Regions from separate parts of the Mus musculus genome. Here region 2 is linked to region 1. The links are chromatin loops, found by intact Hi-C in ENCODE. Cell type or tissue: heart. All regions are shown on one strand. Each heading gives the region's core, and the rest is flanking DNA. Links, peaks and the distances in the headings are about the cores only.

Region 1 (10,666 bases), core at 1,614-9,613:
TGCTAACATCCCTGATACTGTCTGTCATGACATGGGCCAACCTTCGTAAGACGCCACTGAAACTGGATTCATGTGGCCTTAATTTAAGGGGTTTTGTTTTACTACTATTGCATGTTTATAGTGCCTTGCCTGCATGTAAGTCTATGAACCAGGTGTGCATGCCTGCAAAGGCCAGAATCGACACTGGATCTGGAACTGGAGTTAGAGACGCTTGTGAGTCACCATGTAGGTGCCAGCACTTGAACCAGGCTCCTCCGGAGAGCAGGGAGTACTTTTAACTACTGAGCCATCTCTCTAACACCAATTTTAGATACTGAATAAAGCTAGTACAAGCGTCATGGGAGTGACAAGAAAAACCAGTTTTTTTCTAGGAAGGCAGCCTCTGCTCTGGATAGCTGCAGTTCACTAGTCAATCATTCAAGTGCTTAATTATCATTACTGGGTAAGAAAATCTTGACAGTTAATATACTGTGACTATCAACAAATATATCTAATATAATTTGAGGACAGAACAACAGCAAGTAAGAAAAAAATTCTCCATCTCTGCAGCTATTCCACCTGAGGAGCTGCAGACAGACAAAGGACTCCGTGACTTGTCTCTCGGTCACTGAGGTACTTCTGGTTGCAAACGTCAAGCGCATCACCACTGCCAACAGCACCACCACCGTCACAGTTCTGGTTGGTTTTTAGATACAAATGGAAAGACACTGATGTTCTTGTGTCCAGTTTCTGCACAAATCAGAAAAGAGAAGTGCATGTGTGTGTGTATGTATGTGTGAGCATGTTGACGTATGCAAGTTCACATACACACATGTACACACGAGGGCACTCATGCATGTGAAGCCTGCCAGATTGGCTCTACTCTCTAGGTGGCAAGGCCCAGGGAACCCTGCAATCTCTGAGCCACATCAGTAAGATCCTGTGCACCTCGCTTGGCTTTTTCTCTGGACCTCACACTTACGCAGCAAGCACTTTACTGAATAAACCATCTCCCTGGCGCCTACTCCAAATATTTTAAGGACAGCAGTTGGTGGAAAAATAAGCTGTAAAAAGAAAATAAAGAGGCCAGCAAGATGGCTCAGCAGGTAAAGGCCACTGCCATTAGGGCTAAAAAACTTCATCCCTGGAACTCACCAGGTCAAGGAGACACCATCAGTTTCTCTGACCTCTGAGCTAGTGCTGTGGCACACTGGCGCACACACATGAACGGGCAATAGAAGCTTAAAAATGACTGATACGGCCGGGTGTGGTGGCACGTGCCTTTAATCCCAGCACTTGGGAGGCAGAAGCAGGTGAATTTCTGAGTTCGAGGCCAGCCTGGTCTACAGAGTGAGTTCCAGGACAGCCAGACCTACACAGAGAAACCCTGTCTCCAAAAACCAAAAAAAAAAAAAAAAAAAGACCAATACTGTGATGGTACATTTTTTTCTTTAAAGAAATCATTAGGAGCTAAAGTAGAGTAAGCTACTAGACAGTCTTTCTTACTAACACAATTCAGTCTGAAACAATGCCCTGGGAAAAGCCCCTTGGTATTAAATACTAAAAACAAAAGCTACGTTGGAATTTAGGTTGTTTTGTTTCCCATTTAATATTAAAATGTTCTCAGTCTCCCATCTTTTGAGAATTGGTTGGATATTAAATGTGTCAGTCCTAGTATTGCTCAAAGGTCCAAGGCTCTGCCCTCGGGGCTTCTGGCTGCAGAAGATTAGGTCTTTCCCTGAATAGGCCTCTCCCCTCACACAGTTACAGACTAAGATGAGTTAAAGCCATTCCTTTCTATAGGAAATTCCTAAAACGTGATGGCTAAACAAACTGGAGATTTAAGTATGGTATACCTTGAGAAAAATATTATATTTTCCTCTACCATATTTTTAAGTAACTGGAAGAGATATTTACTCTTTAAAATCAACACACACAAAAAAAGACACAAATGGTCTTTTTTTTCCCTCCAAGAGGAAACCTATTTGCTATCACAAGTGCAACTTCAGACTCATCCTCTCAGTAACCAATCCTTAGCCAGGATTTGCTTGTGTTCAGGGCTGCTCTAAGTGCCTGGGACAGGCCCATGTTGGGCTCTGACAGCATCTCTGGACAAACTCAGAGCCATAAACATCACTGCTATATGAAACAGCAACAGCCTCTGCAACTTTTACAAAGCTGGAAAGAAGGGGCGACTTTCACGTTTCTTTAAAGCAATTTCTTATTATAACAGTTTACACTGGTTATGTTAATGTGTAGGGTGAGTCTGAAAAAATACTGTAACATAAACAAAACCCAGGCATATGAGGATAGAACCCTACGACAAAGGTCAGACAAAGTAAATCTCCAGTCTCTAAAACGGCAAGGCTGGTGCCACCAAGAGAAGCCAAATACCTGATTTTTAAAGAGCTGTGAGGCTTTCTGAAATCGCCCAACCACAATCCAATTATCTGCAGCAATTTCCTCAAAGACATCAAATAAATTAACAAAAAGGACGGTAACACTTGAATCACTATAAACCACTGTCTGTCCAATTTCAATTAAATACACTTTCCAAACGTGACTGGATGACTTCTACACTTCATCTCAAGAAACACGCAGTCAAAGACTGTCCTACCAGGTAAGGAAAACCGCACTGGGTCACCACAGGACTGGAGTGTGTGTGATTTTACCAACCCTTCACGGGGTGAAATTGCAAACCTCAGAAGCGACAGCAAAGCTTATCTACCTGAAAGTCCCCAAAAAGCAAAGCCACTTTTCTACATCTACAACAATGCCCCACGAATAACAAAAGCAAGGAAACAGCGACATCCCTGGGGAACTGACACAGAAGGACCACAAAGGGTGTTCATCAAGCACCATGGAAAAGACAATCCCGCGGAGGTGTCCCCAGAAGCAGGTTTTACAAACCCCAGACTCAGGCTCGGGAGTTTTCTAACGTAAGCAATTATGGATGGAGGATCCAGCCACGCCGCCGAATTTCGGGCCTGCAGAAGCAGCATATGAGGATGTGAGACCAAGAGGGGTTTGGCCCTCTACACTGCAGCTAGGACCTTGCCTGACCACCTGCTGAGGGCTGGGTCAGACCTGGATGTGATGCTAGGGATTCCCAAAGGGCGGTTTTCAGGATTGGACAGATGTCCCCCGAGCAACAGGGACTACCAACGTGCCACCTGCACAGGAGCTTGAGAACCAGTGGTTCGCGTGGAACCAGAACAAGGCGTGGGGTCCACGCGCCAGCCGAGGGGACGTCGAGAGGCTTCTTCCCGGTACAGGTAGCCCCGCTCCACGGAGCCGGCGGTGAGGAGCGGTCGCTCGGGACAGCGTCAGCTCACGCGACCCCGATCCGACCCCCGACCACCCTCCATCCCGGCCCTACCTCCCCGGAGCCCGACCCGACCTCCCCCGCCCCCGCCCGCCCGGCCTGCCCAGCCCGGCCCGGCCCCGCGCTCACCCACCTCTAGGCGCAGGGACGCCCCGCAGGCGCGCAGGAACTCGCGGATGTTGCTCAGGCACTCGCTCTCGTTCCGCGGCTCCGGGTAGACCTGCAACACACAGCGGCGCTGAGCGGGCTGGACGCTTCATCCGCTCCCCTTCCTAGGGGCTGCACCAATCTCCGCCCCTGCCCGCACCCGGAAGCGCGCCCGGGACCGGAAGTGACGGCGTCAAACCGCGCCCCCGCTGCCCCTTCCCGCGGCTGCTGCGTCTTGGGCTGCGGCAGTCTACTCCCCAGCCCCGCTTCACCCCGGTCTGCGCTCTCCTCCTTCCCCTCCCGGCTCCCCTCACCACGCGCTCCGTCTCCTTCGGGCCCTGCTCCGGTATCGTGCGCACCCGCCTCCTCCATAGCCGGCGTCCCTCCAAAGGCACTCCACTTCCTGGCCTTGCTCAGGCCCTGCCTCCTACAGACCTCCGCTCCAGCCCCACGCCCACCCCTCCAGGCCCTGCTCGGGGCTCCCATCCCCGCCTCCTGACCGGCATTCTGCTGGCAGCACCTCACGAATGCACAGAACTCTGCCTCTGCAGCACGAACAGCCCCAAAGAGATTCGAGAGAACTTCCCTTCTTTCTCACCTAGGTTCCTGCAAAGTGCACTTACAATAGCTTAATGAACAGCATAAATTCTGCGGGTCGTCATGAAAAATGCCCTGATTCCTATTCCCAAACACAGCCCATGTGCTTTGTGATTGATTAACCAGAGTCGCCGGCCACTGTGGCTAAGGCTTCAGAGAAGGCTCCTGTTGCTAGCCTTCACCATGAGCAGCGAGGGAAGGTCTGACCTACCACCCAATGCAGTCCGTGAGGCATCCTGCTACACTTGCCACATGTTACGATATGCACCCGACCGTACCAGACACTAAGAGAAACAGGAGCAGAATCTGAGGCTGGGACAATGTAAGGAAGACCCTGATACATCAGGAAAGATTTTTATTTCATTCTTAAGCTTCTTTGGGGCATGAGTTATAGTGCTGTTGACTGTGAGTGAACAGTACAATATATCCACAAGAAAAAAGATTTATCTAGACCAGGCTGCTCCGGAAAATTGCTAGGGCAACACTGAATGCCCCATAAAGCTGTGGAGAAGATGGAAAAGCAGCAAAATGTAGATTTATGAGATGACCAGTTTAAAAAAAAAAAGGATTAGACAGCATTTCGAGTCTGAAACATGCAGTTTCCTCAGCTGGTCATTAAAAGACTGATACATCATGAACGTATCAACTTACAGTTCAGAGTGGCTGTACGGATAAAGAGTTTAGGAAAGACTTTGTTCTCTATAGCTAGGGCTGTGCTAAAGAACAGGTTTCCAGTGCTGCTGAGACAGCGTGTTTTCCATGAATGTCGGAAAACAAAACTGCCTTATGAAAACAGCTTCTCAGACTCCTGAGCAAAGGCTTCCGAGACCGTGCAACCTTGCTATTGTGTGCCAATACCAAGGGCAAATTTTAAATATAAGCTGCCCCTAATGGGATTAAAAAAAAAAAACAAACCCCAGGTCCACTTAGGACCAAAAACTTCAACTGCATGCCAGTCACAGGAGATGACAATACATGTATGGATGGCATCCAGAATGCTCTGGGATTGATCCACAACTGCTTCATCCCAGTCCATAAACACTTCCAGGACAAAACCTTACTTTCTGGGTGTTATTAATTTAATGTACCTGTTCCACTCTCATTCAACCCCCTTAGGGCACAGTACAAGCTTTTAAGGCACACTGCCTAGACAAACTGTTTAGTAAAGCTTTTAACACTCAAAGGCCAGCAAGGAAACTACCATGTGAGACTATTGGAAACCCATCCCATGTGCAATGTCAGCTATGTTGGCACAACCTCAGGCGGCAGCAAGCTGGCTATCAGCAGTAACTATCAGAAAGGGTTTGGCCAAGTTGCCTTAACGACTCTGAAAGTATGACAGAAAATATAAGTAATAACATCAAAACCATAATGACTACTGCACAGCAAATGAGTGGAGAGTGGAAACAAGAAGGAAAACTAGAGGAAATTTGGCCTGGAAGGGCAGTAGAAACCACTGACCAAGTCCTAGAAATGATCGAACATGGCACTGGAATAAATACTGTCAGCAAGACAACACAAAGTATCCCCACAGCAGCTAAAATAACAATCCAAGTCTGCCTTGGGGGGAAAAAATCCTAAGACAGGAAGACTGGGAGCTCATACTTGAATGCAGCCTTGCTTCCACTGCGTTTGTCCCTTGAGTCAAAGACTGGAGGTGACAAGCCAAACAGACGAGACTAAGCAATGCTTCAAGCTTTAAGCCACTTTAAGTCTATTTAAAAAAAAAAAAAAAAAAAAAAAAAAAAAGCCAGTCTTCTAAGGGACAGCCATCTTTACCCACATCTTCCCCTTCTACCGAACTAATTCCAGTCTCCCCAAGGTCAGAGTTCAAAGTACATTCAACTTGCAGCTAGCGCCCCCTACGGGGCAATTTTAACATTTTCATGAAGCCAACCATGTGACCTTTGCAGAGTACTTTTCTTAAGACTTTTTTTTGCATTCCTACTATATACAGCGCCCAGTATGTGTGTGTGGGCTGCAATTACTGTCTGATTATGAACATTCTGTATATGTGCATATGTGATAAACCACTACAGCCATGGTAGATTACACAGTACTGTACTTGAGATGATGGCTTATTGTAAGTAAATACATAACATTTATAGCATACATTCTCCAAAAATGCCCATAAAATAAGGTCATGTATTCACTCGTTGGCAGAATTTTGTGACCAGCCATGTGCACACATGCTCACATCTACAAGTACATGCAAAATAAAAATATGACCAGGGTCTTTTGGTTTCCTAGCCCTGTATTTCCCCCAAGGACAATGTTGCAGTTCAGCATTCGAGATAACTTCAGAGAAGGTAAACACTACAAATAATTAGACTCATCTCTTCATCTCTACATTTGATTATGAAACCACAGGCTAATTGTTATTTTCTTTTCTTGTATGATGAGTATATAAAATAATGGAAGCAGCATACATTGATTTTGATAATTGTTAACTATAAAAAGCAAAACACCTTGAGGATTTACATATTAGTGAGAAATGTGGTTTTTAAATTACACATACCTGTGTGGGGCATGCGTGCCATGGTGTGTGTGGAGTCCAAAGGAAAAGTGTAGCAGTCAGTTCTCTTCTCTCACCCATGTGGGTCCCAGGAATCAAACTCAGGTCTCAGACTTGGTGGCAGACCCAGATTGGTTTTCATCTGTGGATTTTACCACTTTGCTAGAATGAAGTGTTGTCCACCACCAACTCTTCCTGACTGTTCTCTCCATGTGTGTGCTGAGTGGCCATCCATAAAGACGAGCATGTGGGAATGGGAGCTTTGTAATGGGACTTATTCTTTGACACCTAATGAGTGACAAAAGCCAAACTCCAGATGTGGCCTATTACCCATTCAGAGATTTTAAATGTTAATAGCTTCACTAGAGCCTCCTATAATGTCTATGAAAGCAAGGAATTAGAAAACCCAGAGTCACAGAGTCCCTGCTATTGGGGTCACTGAACCCAAAGTCACAGAGTCCCTGCCACTGGGGTCACTGAACCCAGAGTCACAGAGTCTCTGCCATTAGGGTCACTGAAGTCTTAACACCCTGGGTGTTTCATTTCATTTTTGTTTTCTTTTTTATAAAGCATGTTTGTGATTGTCCTTTAAGTGACAAGAAAAGAATTTCATCTTTTTGCAGTACATCTGAGGAAGACAAGAAATGGGTGACAGTCTGCCTTTTTGTGTGACGTAGGAGAGGAATGTTATGAAGAGGAGCAGGGACAGCCAAACTGGCTATGTGTCCTTATGACTACAGGCTCCTTTTTGTGGACACACTAGTTGAGGCTCTTTCCATGGGTTACCTTAAGACGTCCTGGCCCACATAACTCTCTGAAGTCTGGTACATGGGTACATGTAACTAGAACTCCAATGAACATCGCTGTTTGGAAAACTAAGGGGTCAACATTACGAGTGAAGAGCTCTAGCGCTATAACAAACATGTCACTAGGGGAGTCACTTGACCCCTCTAGGTCTATTTCCTTATCTCCAGTTTAAGGCCAGTAGCCTAACTGAGTTGTTGGATCAAGTGGATAATAAGTTAATCCAGCAATATTTACTGGGCCTCAAGTTCACAGCAGATCACACCATTTAGAATAGAAGTTCAGTTCCAGCTACTTGAGAGAGGGGTAGGTCTATCACTTGAGCTGATAAATTTAAGTCCAGGCAACACAGCAATACACCATCTCAGGGCAGAGGGGAAACACCTGTGGTTTCAGAAGTCCATAGTGTTTTCTAAAATGTACATAGTCAAGGGCACCGGAGACTGTAGTGAAAAACAACATGTCTAGGATTATTACAAGACAAAACAACATGGGAGAGTCCTTCATGCCTCTCTAAAGACAGTTTGCACATAGTCAATGAACAAATGAAAAACTAACATCATCAACCATCAGGGTCCACTCATATACATTCCCACTCACTCACGGGCGCACACACACATGAGAACACATTAAAAGTCCAGCCAACACTGCACGCCTAGCAGAGGGAGAAGAAGGAGAATGTTCACAATGTCAGGGTCGGCGAGGCTGAAACGCAACCTTGAGCCTGACTTGGGAGAGTGGACCAGAAAAACAGGCAGTTTCTTCCACAGTTAAACTTGTTTCTACCCTAGGCCCCAGCTGTTGTTTGCCCAGGAGAAATCATAGCCACCAAAATCCCGGTGTAAGAATGTTCACAGCTGCTTGCTGATTAGCGAGGCCACCGAGCAGAGGGCTCTGCATGTACTCTAGAAAGGCAACAGTGGCCTGACACTTGCTCTGCCCAGGTCATGTCGCAGGAATGGTGCGAAAGGTTCTCTACAATATTAACTTGCAAGCTTTCACCAGGAGATAATCAGGACTAGAAATCTTCTAAAGACCTTTCTGGTTTCCCTAGAGATACCCTTTATGCTTGATAATTGATCAAAATGTGCCTGATATGAAAATTAGTCACCAAGTAATGCTGAAAGCAGAGTCCAGGACCCTCACAGCTGTCCAGTTTCTCCTCCACTCTTCACCAGCTGCTCCTGGCTGGGGCAGTGAGTCCCTCCCCAACAGTCTCAACAAAGTGCCAGTGAAGGCAGCTGTCTTGGACAGACAGCTGGACAGCGTTTAGGGAGTCTGTGGGCCAGCTGTATGAGAAGGCAGGCCATGTGGGTCAGCAGGGCTGAGAGCATGGAGGGCATTTGCCGCCTGAGCAACCAAGTCCAAAGGAGAGAGCTGCTCATGCTGTGGCAGCATGAACCCATTGCCCAGAGTCCCTGTCCTCTGGGTTCTCACTGCACAAAGCTACCATGGTTCCCGGAAACGCCACCTGATTGTGATGTCCAGCCAGGCTTGGACATAAGAACTGTCAGAGGCTAAGGTCAAGATCCCAGGATGAGTGAGTGAGTGAATGAAATGGGGTGAGCTGTTGGGGAAGGAATATTCCAGTTCTCTCCCACAGGGAGAATCACTCAAGCTCCTGACTCCAGAACAAAGGTCCCACTCTGTCAACAATAATCTTGCCACCCAGTGGGGAAGATCACTATGTGTTCTGAGCCCTGTGCCCCTCTGTGCCATCCATGACATGGCAGGACCTACTGGAACATACCTCAGCTCCCTGTTAGACATCAGCCCTAAGGCCAACCCACTGGCACCTCACAGTAAAGAGCTAAGCTGAGCGAGCACCCATGCACCTGGTAACATGGCCATGTGGGCTGAAGTGCAGGAGCCTTCCCCAGGAAAGGTTGCAAAGAGCAGCACAGGGAGCCCTTATTTTACTCAAAGAGATGCCAAGACTTGTCCCAAACTACGCTGTGAGCTTCATCAGCCGGCTGTGTCTGCAGAGACATGGTCTCTCAGCTGCCCATTCTCTGACATTGACAGGCTTCAGCCTGTCTGCGGTCCTGGCAGGAAATGGGGAAACACTTCCCTCTGGACACTGGAGGTACTGGCTACATGGTGTACTGACACTATGTCACAGAGCTGTGAGCATCTCACCCCAGCTCCACACTTAGTGACATTACACTGGTACCCAGGAATCAATGAACACCAGGACTCAGGGACCCCCATCCAAGGAGCCCAGTTTGTTAAACACTCACATAATGGTTTGTTTTTTGTTTTGGGGTTTTTTTTTGTTTTGGTTGTTGTTGTTGTTGTTGTTGTTGTTGTTGTTGTTTTTGAAGCCAAGCTTCTACTGGAAGTCCTCTCTCAATGACAGCAGCTCTGGAGTCTATTTCAGGCTTACTCTAGGAGCCCTGCACGCACACACACACACACACACACACACACACACCAAACACAGAGTCCTTTATAGGCCAATGGGGAGTAATGGTCTCTTGGGTACAGACTTATCTCTCAACTCACAAATGGGCTCTTTCAGCCTCATCTATTTAATGTAATTTGTGAATCTGTGCTCTACAGAGACCTTAGCCTGAAGAGCTTCCCATAGGCAGCTGGAAACAGATAACAAAAAACAAAAAACAAAAAATCAGTAAAAACTATGATGCTTCCCCAAGACAGACCACCACCACACAACACATAAAAAGTAGTGCTGTGTGATGCAGGCCTGAAATGGCCACACTCAGGAGGTAGAGGCAGAAGGATATTTAGTTTAAGATCAGACTGAAGCCAGGTGGTGGTGATGCATGCCTTTAATCCCAGCACTTGGGAGGCAGAGGCAGGTGGATTTCTGAGTTCGAGGCCAGCCTGGTCTACAGAGTCAGTTCCAGGACAGCCAGGGCTATACAGAGAAACCCTGTCTCGGAAAAAAAAAAACAAAACAAAACAACAACAACAACAACAAAATCAGACTGGAGTACACAACAAGGTCCTGCCCTCCCCCTCAAGCCACTAGCTTTCCTTATATAACTGACCAGAAATATGGAGTACAGTATGGACAATACTCACTTGTAAACTAAAATCGGGTATAAGTGCCCAGAAAACATGCAGTCCCCACAAGCAGTGGCAACAGCAGATGCTCTCAAGGATGGCAATGGCAGAAGGCTTCTTGTAACTGTGCACTTACTGTACCTCATTATTAAGTAAACTAAGGGGAGGACAATAACTATCCCCCAGTCTGCCAACCTTCCCCTCAGGACAACATGCCTTCCCTAGTGCACAGCACCTTGTGTACGGATCCTATCAGAGCAGACCTTTAT
Region 2 (10,666 bases), core at 1,158-9,157, 66 kb before region 1:
AAAAAGCAGCTGGACCTGGGGACACACCTTTGATCCCACCTTCCAGGAAAGAAGTGGGCAGAGCTCTGTGAGTTCCAGGCAGCCAGGACTACACAGAGACCCTGCCTTGTACTATTTAGACTACATCTTACCTAAGAGAGTGCCAGTCCTCAATCACAGCAAAAATGCATGCCCGTGGACGAATGCCAGCCTGGAGAATTGGCCATGGCACACTCGGCTTCAAGCTATGCTATGCCCTCCCCCATGTAACAAATATTAAAAGCCAAAGGCTAGCAAATGCAAAATTTATTTCAACTGTACAGAACAGATGTCTTTTTAAATATAAAACAGACACTTCATTGCCATATGCAACCACAGACAATAAGCATACTGTACAATACAATGCAACATTCAGATATACATCCAAGTGAGTTTTCAAATGGGAGTCTTGTACTAAAATGGCTTTTCCCATTCACAGATAAAGAGCACAATATATAATTTCCCCAAGATCTTATACCACTATATACATATTATTGTGTTTTGGCAATCTTACGCCAAACACCGAGTTAGTGTAGCTTAATAAAGACTTCTGACGAGTATCAGTTAGACAGGAACACTGTTGGGCCACCTACAGAAGGCCCGAGATGGCTTGGACCTACCTTCTCCATCAGTCTGCATCTTCCGTTTAACACTCACTGCATACAGGGCTTTACAGAGCTGCAGAAATGTTAGGTGCTATCAGCATGACTACAGTTCCACAAATGTAGAAACGATGGCCCCTCCAACGCTGTGTCCCCTCTGCTACATGAGGACCATCTCCTGTGCCTGTGGCACTAACAAATTTCTAACCAGGTCACAAAACTAATGTCAGACATTCAAAACAAACGCAAAAAGGTTGAGCTGTTGTTCCACAGTGTGGGCCTCAACAGAAATTGTCACCCAAATGGCTCTTGACTGGGACAAATGAGCAAGGGCAAACTGTCAGAACCAGCTCAGCAGCGCCGACCACAGCGACAGCTCCTTGAGCCAGCAGTGCCACTCCAGTCGGTGTGATGAGAAAACCCGAGTACAGCAGCTGTGCCTCACTGTTGCAGCACACAGCTGAGGACAGGCAGCCCATACTGAGGCAACGACAACCACCATGTGGGGGGACAACAGAGCCGCCTCATCACTAAATACAGACGGTTTGTGTTTGTTTTGTTTTTCAAAATTCCCATTTGCTATTTGGCTGAATCCATACAACCTTATTCCTATTGGAAATTAATACTGGGTGCAAGTTTGAAAGGCTTGCTCCTTGACTTTCATATAAAAATACAAACTCTTCAGGGGCAAAGCTGCTGCACAGCTACTGGGGACAGACAGACAGACTCAGTGTGAGCAGCTGTGCTGCCCTGCAGCTCCAGGTCAACCCCCTTCATGCACAGCGTGTGTGCTCCTCTACTCGCAGCAGCAGGACCAGCTCCCAGGAGAGGGAGCAAAGGGGTCAAAATACTGTATCCACTAGCTTGGCAACAAGGACTAGGGGTCAGAGGTCATGGCCACCAGAGCTCCATGCCCTGAAGGATGGAAAGAACATTATTCCCTATGGACACTGTGGCACCGTTTCTAAAGCAGGTGTCCAAAAACACTTAAAAAACAACCCTAAGGTTACACTGTAACACCACAACACCCAGGCCTGTGCTGCCCCTGGAGGAGCTATCGGGTGGCTGTCCGCTCTGATACATTGTAACACCACCGTACCCAGGTCAGTGTAGTTTCTCGAGCAGCTAGCTGTGGCTGTCTGCTCTAACTGAGGCAGCCTCGCATTCAGTTCTTCTCAGGGCCAGTGCAAACCCCTTACAACAAACGCCAGGAGGGCTCGTCTCCCAGGTCACCCTGCGGGAACATGCTCAGACTTCCAGACTGTGCTGTGCTGAGTACAGGGCTTCGGGAAATAACTTCACTGCCACAAGGTGCTCATGGCTCTCACAGCATCCTGTGGCTGTGGGACAGCCAGGCTGCAGGCAAGCCAAGCACAGTCACACACCAATGGTACCTCCCACTAGTCATCACTGTGGTTCAGGGAAGTATGGTGCAGTGGTGAATGTCTAAGCCGTGTCGGTGAGAGTTCTCACCTCACAGCCGTGCCACACACAGGAAAAGGCACAGAGCAATGGGTGGACACAGATTCCAGACTCTGCTCTCAACACCCAGTGGCACCAGCCCTGGTGTGCATCAGCCCGGTGTTCTGCACTGTCACCAGAGCAGCTGTCAACTGATTCAGTGCTTCGGTCATAGACAATCCTCTCAATCTCTCCACAGCAACTTGGTCAAGTGCATTATATATTAAAAAAAAAAAAAAATTAGATCCCTGTGTGTAAGGCTAGTCTTCTCCGTTGTGGCACTTGGAGCAAACCTATGTGGCTGCATAAAATAGAAAAGTGTCCATACGGCTGTATCCAAAAGGAAGGGAAACAGTTGCTACATGGAGCTTGTAAGAAAAAGCTCCCTGTTGGGAAAAGCCCATCAGGTACTCACTGGACTTGCCACCTCCCTCCAACAGGCAGCAGTTTAAATTCAGTCTTAGATTGGCAATTAAGCCTCCACTAGGTACAATGGGAAATACCAAGACACTCTCCAGAGTTGTTAAAATATCACATAAGAGAGACAAGGAACAGCAAGAAACGTCTAAGAAAAGCAGGCTGCAGTACAAGCATTGTTAAGAAAGGCTCAGTGCGTTAGTTAGTTCTGGTGAGAGATATATGAGCAGCAGCTCTTACGGGATGCAGAACCCATTCTGTAACTATGGGCTGTCCATATACTGTCATACTCAGAGTCTTCCGAGAGGTCTGAGGGCTCCAAACGAGAAAGGCTACTGCGACGACCCAAGGAGTCTAGACTTGATTGGTCGTCATCAGCCAAGACGTGATTATGCATCAGGTCAGTGCCTTGCCATGCTAAGACGGATGAAGTGACAGGTGCGACAGGCAGAGGGGTGAGGAGGGACGGACAGGAGAGCCACAACCAAAACATGGAACAAAAGCAAAAGGTGATGGGAAGAGAAGGGAAAGAGAAAATATTGTTAAAAAAATGGCAACATGTCTGCTTCTCCTTACTTACTGCTGGGCTTTCCTAATGAACTTAAGCACCACCCTCAGAATAAACCCAATTCTTCCTAAGCCCAAAAGTCGCAGTCCTCCTTCAAATGGCTGCATCTAAAGATACCTGTATGTCCCAGCTAAAAAGGCTACACACATTCATTCATGCCCAAAACATGATTCTATATTCTTGGCAATTAACCAATTCTATTGACAATTTATTTAGGACAAAAATCTGTAGAAAGATATTAATTACGTGGCCTTAACGTTATCTCCTACTTTGTTTCACCTCTGCAGTTATTCCTCTGCCAAGACCATACACAAGCAGAAGGTGCCTAAACTTACCGTGCCGGTCTACAACCTGCCCCAGCCTCAAAGTCTACGTGTGAACAAAGGGAAAGAGTGGTCCCTGGCTGCCCAGCCCAAATAAGCCCTGGCAGAGTGTGTTCCTATGTCACTTCCCCTGATGTGGAACCTTTACTATCAGAAAGGTGAGTACAGACTGGCAATGCCACCACGTGGAAAGGGAGTTGACAGGAGCAGGGGCAAGGGAACGGGGCAGAAGGAACCGCATGCGTGGTTAGCAATGTGAGCGTGAGCTGGCCAGCAGCTAGGTGGGCATGCAAGGCTGTATGGGGCTCCTGTGGGGAGAAACCACAGGGAAGCCTCGGCAACCAAAGCGGCTGTGCTCCAAGTCTGAAGGCCATTCCTTCTTTGAGACAGAAAGCAACGTCAACTGTGCTTAGCTTGCAAAGTCCTGCTAGCATCCACACATGTAGTGAACAGAGAGAAGCTTGAGGTAACGATATATTAGCATTCTCAAAACGTTCTGCTAGGCATTTAATGTGGAAATGTGCTCCCTAGGAGCCCGTTCCCAAATGCGCTCACCAACCGTATCACCTGTGCAGCACAAACTGTGCATCTATCCCATTTCTCAGAGAGCTAAGAGGAAGCCACGTATGGCTGTAAGCTGAGGCCCCAGGATGCTGGCTGGGAAACAGAACATCAACTGAGTGCACCAGTCGGCACACTGACCATGCTTTCTGCGTGGAAGGAATGGAGTCCGGAGCAGTGCAACAAAGGCTCTGCACAAACCACAGGCTGCCCTCCTCAGGCAGCCGCAGCTCACCCCAGGCACAGTTCCTCACCCAGAGGGAAGTATGGACTGTCACATGCGGGAGTTCACAGAGCAGCCAAGGTCACCTGGGACTATAAGCTGGGGACTCTCATTTCCCTTTAAGCACTTGAAGTGAGGTGACTAATTAAAACCACACATCTAAAATCTATGAAAGTGCTGGCTATGGTTACAACCTATCAGAATACATCACGTTTAATCATCAAAATTACATTCATGAGTCACTCTTCAGCATCACAATTATATATCCCACAGCTTGCTAGGGTGCCCAGGCTTCCTTCCCCACGTCTCTCCTACTCCTCTCAGCAGCTATAACCGGTTTTCCCTTAGAGATGGTAAGGACAAAAAGAGACCTCACTGAACCTCAGCAAGACCTTGACACCATGAGCAGAAGGCAGTGCAAAGCTGCAAGTGGAAGAGGAGGCCCCTCTCTGCCTGTAAACGCTACCGGGGCTGCGCCTGCCAAACCTGCTGGCTAAGCTGCAGGCTCCTCAATCAAAGCTCAAATGGCTGAAAAGTCCCTCCCACTTCTCCTGTCCGATTGGCAAGGTGTGATCTGAGCCGCCACACTGAAGGTGCTGTTAAAATGTGGAGGTGTCTTTCCAAAAACTGGGGTGGAGAAGGGAACAAGGTAGAAGATCCAACGGCAACCAGTTTCTATGCCAACCAGCCAGCTCCAAAACAAACAGAGGGAGGACCGCAGGCCCCTGCCTGCAGGTCAAAGGCAGAGGCCTCTGAGTCAGGCAGTGCTCCTGGATGCTACCACCATGCAGACTCTCACCTGTGAGGAGTTTAGAGAAACTACCTGGTGTCCACCAAAGAAACTACCATTGTTTATTAACAAATACTAAAAACAAAATAAAATTTAAAGGTGATAGAAAGATGGCTCTAGATTTGAATTTTAGATAATTTTTAAAAGGAGAAAAAAAAAAAAAAACCCCAGTAACACCAAAAAAAGGAGCAAAATTTAAGAAACTTCCACTGCCTTCTGCATGCAGCTGCACAGTCCAAGTTTCCTGAAGGATGCTGGCCCTCACACTGGATGCTCCCTAGAACACAGTACTGTGGGACACTGCTACACTACTTGCTAAGCGCCTGAAACCTCCCTCTCAAGAGCAGCTAGTCCGTGCAGCAATTGCTTGTAATCTGTGCCCACACGGGGTGAACTGCGACACTCACTTGAGTTCAGGGTCTGGCGCGTCTTTGCACTTGTGCAATAAGCTTCGATAACCTTCAGGATCTGAGCGTCTTCTTCCAGCGCCGCTGTGCCTGTTGAAATACATGAGCCATCACCACTCAGCACACAGCCCAGAGCTACACAGCGCAGTTCAGATGCCACCCGTCACTTTCTTGTGAGCTAACATTTAGGCTCTCTAAATAGTTATAAATAGCTACACTTAAGAGAGTATAAGGTTTGAAATTCTCATCACAGCTCTGTAAAGTCCTATGTCCCTCAGTCTCTCCACTCACACACACCAGACAGACAGCACAAGACTGGAATATGTGGCCTACAGGAGACAGGAGTAGCCAAAAGACCTCAAGTCTCATGAGAACAGGAAGTGAGACTCAGAGCTAAGCACCCCAAGTGTCATCGGCTGGGCCTTGACACAGTGTGGGTAGGAGAGCTGCAGAGCCATAACGTGAAACTTCTGGAAAGGCACCAGATCACAGGCCTTAAAGGGGCACTGTCTCTGACCCTAGAATTCTTAGACACTAATGTAACAAATTTACCATGCCAAGAACAGAAGTGCTGCAAAGCTCTGCCTTAAATATAGCCTAGCCACCTGGGTACAGGTTTCATCTCCAGGCAGAGGCCAGAAGGAGCTGTCAGGCAGTGGGACCAATCACAGCCCCTTAGCCCGTGCTCAGAAAAGGGTGGCATGTGGAAGAAAGCTACTTGTTTTTTTATATTTTTCTCTCTGGTTCTAAGTTACTTAGCTGTATTTTTTCTTTTCTTTTTTAAGTTCACTACTCTCCAACCATGGGAGACCAGAAGGCTGATACTCTCACAGCTGTAAATAACTATGCCTCCGTAACTTTTATAGGTTTGTTTATTTCACACAAGGCCACACTGTGTAGCCTTGATATTTCTAGAACTTGCTATGTGGCCAGGCTGGCCTCTTATCTTACGGAGATGTCTGCCTCATTCTCTGGAGTGCTAGGACTAAAGGCATGCACCACCATGTCCAGTTCTCAGCAATATTTTCAGAAAGTAAAATGTATATAAGGCAAACCAAGTATTTACTTCAAGACAGAGGACGGCAGTCCTGAGAGCACCCAGCTCACCACCTGCAACAAGTCATGAGGCCAGCTCCCGCAGCTCCTGGCCTCTTCAGAGGCTGCAGGAGACTACAGGAAAGGTTTCATTCCCTCTGGGCAGCAGCAGATCCTTCCCTCAGGGTGCTGGCTGGCTGCTGTCACCAGCTGCTCTGCTCACGCCTGGGTGAGCACATGCATTCCACACAGGGGCAGAGAGCCACTGAAGCCAGCAGCAAACTGCAGGCTCGCTGTGTCCACAGCTATGCCAGTCGCTCTCCTCACAGCTGCAGATGTGGACTACCCATGGACACAGAGCGTCCTAGCCTTCCAAGCTAACCAGTACATTCCAGAAGCTTGAGAGGTGAGTAAGGCTTGCTGAGCATCTGTCTGGCTCACATGTTGAGTGGGGATCAGCAACACAACCCTTCTCTTCAACCCTTGTCCTTGGTCTGCCATATCCTCTCATCCCTAACCCGCTGGGTCTTCTGGGTAAGGATGCAATACTAGACTGCCTCTCTTGTGAGCTGAGCACACACAGCTTTCGCATCACAACCACAGCTCTACTACCACTCACCCTGCCTCCAGGCTATGTCTCCCTAATGCAGGCCCACCCTGCACCAATCAGACAGCTGAGACCCCCTCAGCAAGTGCCCACCCGTGCCCAGGAGGGGGTGCTGCTGCTGTCAGTGCTAACCCTGAGCAGGTGAGCAGGCTGCTGCACAGCACCCCTTCTCAGCAACAGCACCAGTGATCCAGGCACAAGCGAGATGCTTTTACACAGATGCCTGGCTCCCGGGGAGATCCACCCAAGGACCAGTGCTGCAGACTTGGTCTCACAGCTGGGCACAACACAGCATGAAATGTCTGCCAGGACTGAAGGTCTGACTAACATTCGGGTCCCAGCACCCATCGTGTCAGTCACGTGGAAGATACATGGTAAATGCTTATTCAATCGGGCCACCAGGCACTCCTAAGCCCAGCCTTCACTTCTCCTAACAGACAAGCCCTGTGTGAATGAGAGGAATCTGGGTCTAATTCAAATTATAGATCTGCTGGGTGGAGGAAAGGCACCAGGAAACCACAACCCCTCGGAGAGGTGGGCTGGAGTGAGGCTGGAGGAGCAGCCGATGCAGAGACTGCCCTCTCCACTCAGCCAGCTGCTTGTGGAGGTGCGGGCCCTGCTTCCCCTGCACTCCCGCAGCCCACGACGTGCCATGCTCCCACACATGGGCACTCACTCTTGCGCACAGCGAACTCCTCGTCCGAAGGCTTCCGCTCGGGCTTGCGCTTCGGCAGCAGCTTTTTCATGGTCTTGGGGCTCTTACTGAGATCCTAGGGAAACACCGATAATAAACATACTAACAGACTGTATGACACCAGCCGGCCACCACCAAGCACCTCTCACCCCCATCACCAGTTTGTCCATGTTTCTCTGCCAATGCCAACATAAACACAGGCCAAGAGCCAAGAGGACGTTCCATCTTCCCTCACCTACAGGCCTCAGCTCTGACGAAAACCCCTTTGTTAACAAACCCAGACCCCACAGTGTACATGGCAGTAAGGCGTGTGCCGAGCAAAGGAAGGACAGACCGACTCACATGCTCCACAGAGTCAGGACAGGGCTGTCCATTCTAGGGTAGAGAGGGAAGGGAAACAGCAAAGTACAAAATCCCAAAGTTAAAGCAGAGGGGGCAGGCAGGGAACCCATGGCTAAGCACAGACTCCTAGAGACGGGACTTGCTGGCTACTCTGTGAGGCCCATATCCCAGCTCCCAGCAAAGTAGAAATGGATGGTGGCCAGCCACCATCTCAGCCTCTTTCCTTTAAGGTAAAACTGGAGTATGACACAGAACGCTGGATGCAGTAGGCGCAGGCACCTGCCTCCCTCCCCGCAGCTGCTGTTACAAAGGGGCGAGCGAGGCACTTCTATGGCAGAGCAGACTTCATAGCTATCTCTTCCATGGCTAACTCTTAGAGATCCTCCTGTCTTTGTATCTGGGACAGTGGAATTAAAGGCATATGCCACCATGCCAACACAAAACAGACTCTATATTTTGTCTTGTTTTTAAATGTATGCTTGGGTTTTGTTTGTCTTATTTATTTTTGTTTGTTCTGACTTTCCTTTTTTGGTTTGAGAGTGTGAGAGAGAAAGAAGATGAAGATGGGTAGGTAGGGAGGTGGAAAGGATCTTGGAGGTGTTGGGGCAGGAGAAAGAATATGATCAACGTATGCTAGACTTCATTGTTTGAAAGCTCTCTCCTGTGGTCCATGCTGGTCAAACTTAATGTGCTACAGAGAATCTTGAGCAGAAATCAGTTCCAACAACACTGTACTGTGGACTCGACAAACCACTGAAACACAGGAGCATCCACCCAGGGGGCCTGCCCCTCTCACTCTTCTCAGTGTGTCTCGCTCAGTGTGAGTCGCCGTGGTCAGGCTGACACCTACTGCAAACCTGGCTTGTCACACTCAGCAGTGCTGAGCCTCCTCAGGTGAAAGCAGGGTTAGGTGAGCGCATGAGACTTAGTGAAGATCAAGTGCATGGTGGCTGCACTCACATGCAGGGAGAACAGGAGCACTGAGGAAGGCTGCTGCACCTCCCCTCAGTGCAAGGAGGCACTGCCTTCAGGGACCAACCGCTTTCACTAGGGAACCTGCTCTTTACTTCCAAAGGCTTCAGGACTCTGGGACAGATCTTAGGCACAGCAGAATGGCATGCAGTCAGGTGAGGCCCTCGGCCTGCACGTTCGCTCAGGAGCACCTCAGGCTCGGTGCCTCCTGGGCACCACTCCTTCAAGTGTGGGCACAGTGCACAGAGGACTGGAGGGGTGCATGCTCACTCCAGTTTGTTTAAAGGTGACACCTGGCCCTTGTAGCAGAAGGGGATGACATGGAGTAAGGGCAGACCCTCTTCTTGGTTCTGAAGATGCCATGAGGTGGGGCATGTCTTCACACCATGAACAGAAACACAAGACTTTCACTTCTGAAGTCACCGGAAGGACTGCTGTAGCTAAGTGCAGACCTCACATAGAGATGTCAAGGCATGCTCACTGCAGTGGCTGTCTGAGTGGCTGCAGGACCTCACCTCCTTGTAGCAGAGAGCAGCTGAGGGCCGGAGGGGAGGTGCAGGCCGCAGGCAACTCAGGCTCCAAGGCTTGGGGGTCTTCGGAGGCTCCAGGGGTCCCCAGCTGATGGTGGTGTGTGGGGTGCCATGGTGAGAGGGGTGGGGGAGTGTGTGGTACGCAGGCGTCAGTGCCACGGGCTTGCTGTCCGCGTGTTTGCTGGATGGAGTGAGAGGATGGGAAGGAAGCTGCCAGGCACAAAAGCAAGAGCAGAGAGCATGAGATGGGCAAGGCCACTGAGACAGAAGGCCCTAACCACACGGCTCCAGGGACAGGAGCCCAGCGTGTGCTCCTGGGCAGACATGGGGCTGAGAGACCCACACTCTGTACAGGTATCAGCTGCTATGTAGTACTGTATGAGAAGCTAGTACATGTATCACAATTTCACCAAAAGAAAAAACAAAACAAAACAGACTTAAAAAGCTACCAGGTAGGCCCCGACTAGAATATAGTAACTGAGTGGGGGCATGCTCCCTGGACATACACTGTCACCTGTTAACACAAGAATGAGAGCAAGAACTGTCCCTTGGGGGTGGGGGAGGAGGAGGAAGAACTTTCCTCCAGGTGCTGCAGCCAGGCCTATCCCATCTATGGGTCCTCCTGCTTAGGCAAACCCAGTTGCCAGAGCTATGTGAACTCAGGACTACAAACCATTTGGCCTTTACAGGAAGATGTTAATATCTGAAATCAAGATATGTTTATCTTAAAAATCTCAACTTGTTTTAATAAAAGCAGAGCAATTTGAGATCTGATTCTTCAGTGGGGGATGTTATTAATAAAGTTTCTATTCATAGAAAACCCCCAAATCAACCACACTGACAATGAAATGAAAATGTTGATAAAATAAGCAACATTCACGTGAGCTCCTGGACTTCCTGTAGCCAATGCAATTTCAGCACAATTACAGAAGGCCGCTGCGTAGCCTGGGAACTGAACACTGACTGTGACAGTCGGCACCACAGAGCTGAAACCAGAGCCCAACGCTCCAGGCTGCCCACTAGTTGCTGGCTCATGGTATATTACAAAAACACCATAACACTATAGAATACATTTTCTCAAATCAAGGAACCTACACATTAGAAAGCTGTGTCCCA

What was found. Peaks named below come from ENCODE experiments on the same cell type or tissue, not always from the same donor. Only the 100,000 strongest peaks of a DNase experiment are listed, where the experiment ranks them.
Region 2: a loop joins it to region 1, with 2.2 times the contacts of the local background. A loop is called at or near these places in 5 of 42 quality-filtered maps.

Annotation. Positions count from the first base shown.
Region 1 is chr8:11,751,289-11,761,954 of GRCm38, reverse strand. Arhgef7 (Rho guanine nucleotide exchange factor (GEF7)) reads right to left here. Exons shown (of 22, transcript NM_001372321.1): 2 at 3,438-3,524. Among named protein-coding and RNA genes, the nearest start is that of Arhgef7, 29 kb to the right of the region's middle. In heart, for the core only: CTCF peaks have their summits at 2,793 and 5,910 (motif pointing left); DNase peaks (open chromatin) are centred at 2,994 and 3,624; H3K4me3 peaks cover 2,070 bases; H3K27ac peaks cover 2,027 bases.
Region 2 is chr8:11,816,754-11,827,419 of GRCm38, reverse strand. Arhgef7 (Rho guanine nucleotide exchange factor (GEF7)) reads right to left here. Exons shown (of 22, transcript NM_001372321.1): 16 at 9,536-9,760; 17 at 7,689-7,782; 18 at 5,371-5,460; 19 at 2,739-2,915. Among named protein-coding and RNA genes, the nearest start is that of Tex29, 18 kb to the left of the region's middle. In heart, for the core only: a CTCF peak has its summit at 4,159 (motif pointing left); DNase peaks (open chromatin) are centred at 4,679, 5,409 and 6,619; H3K27ac peaks cover 3,830 bases.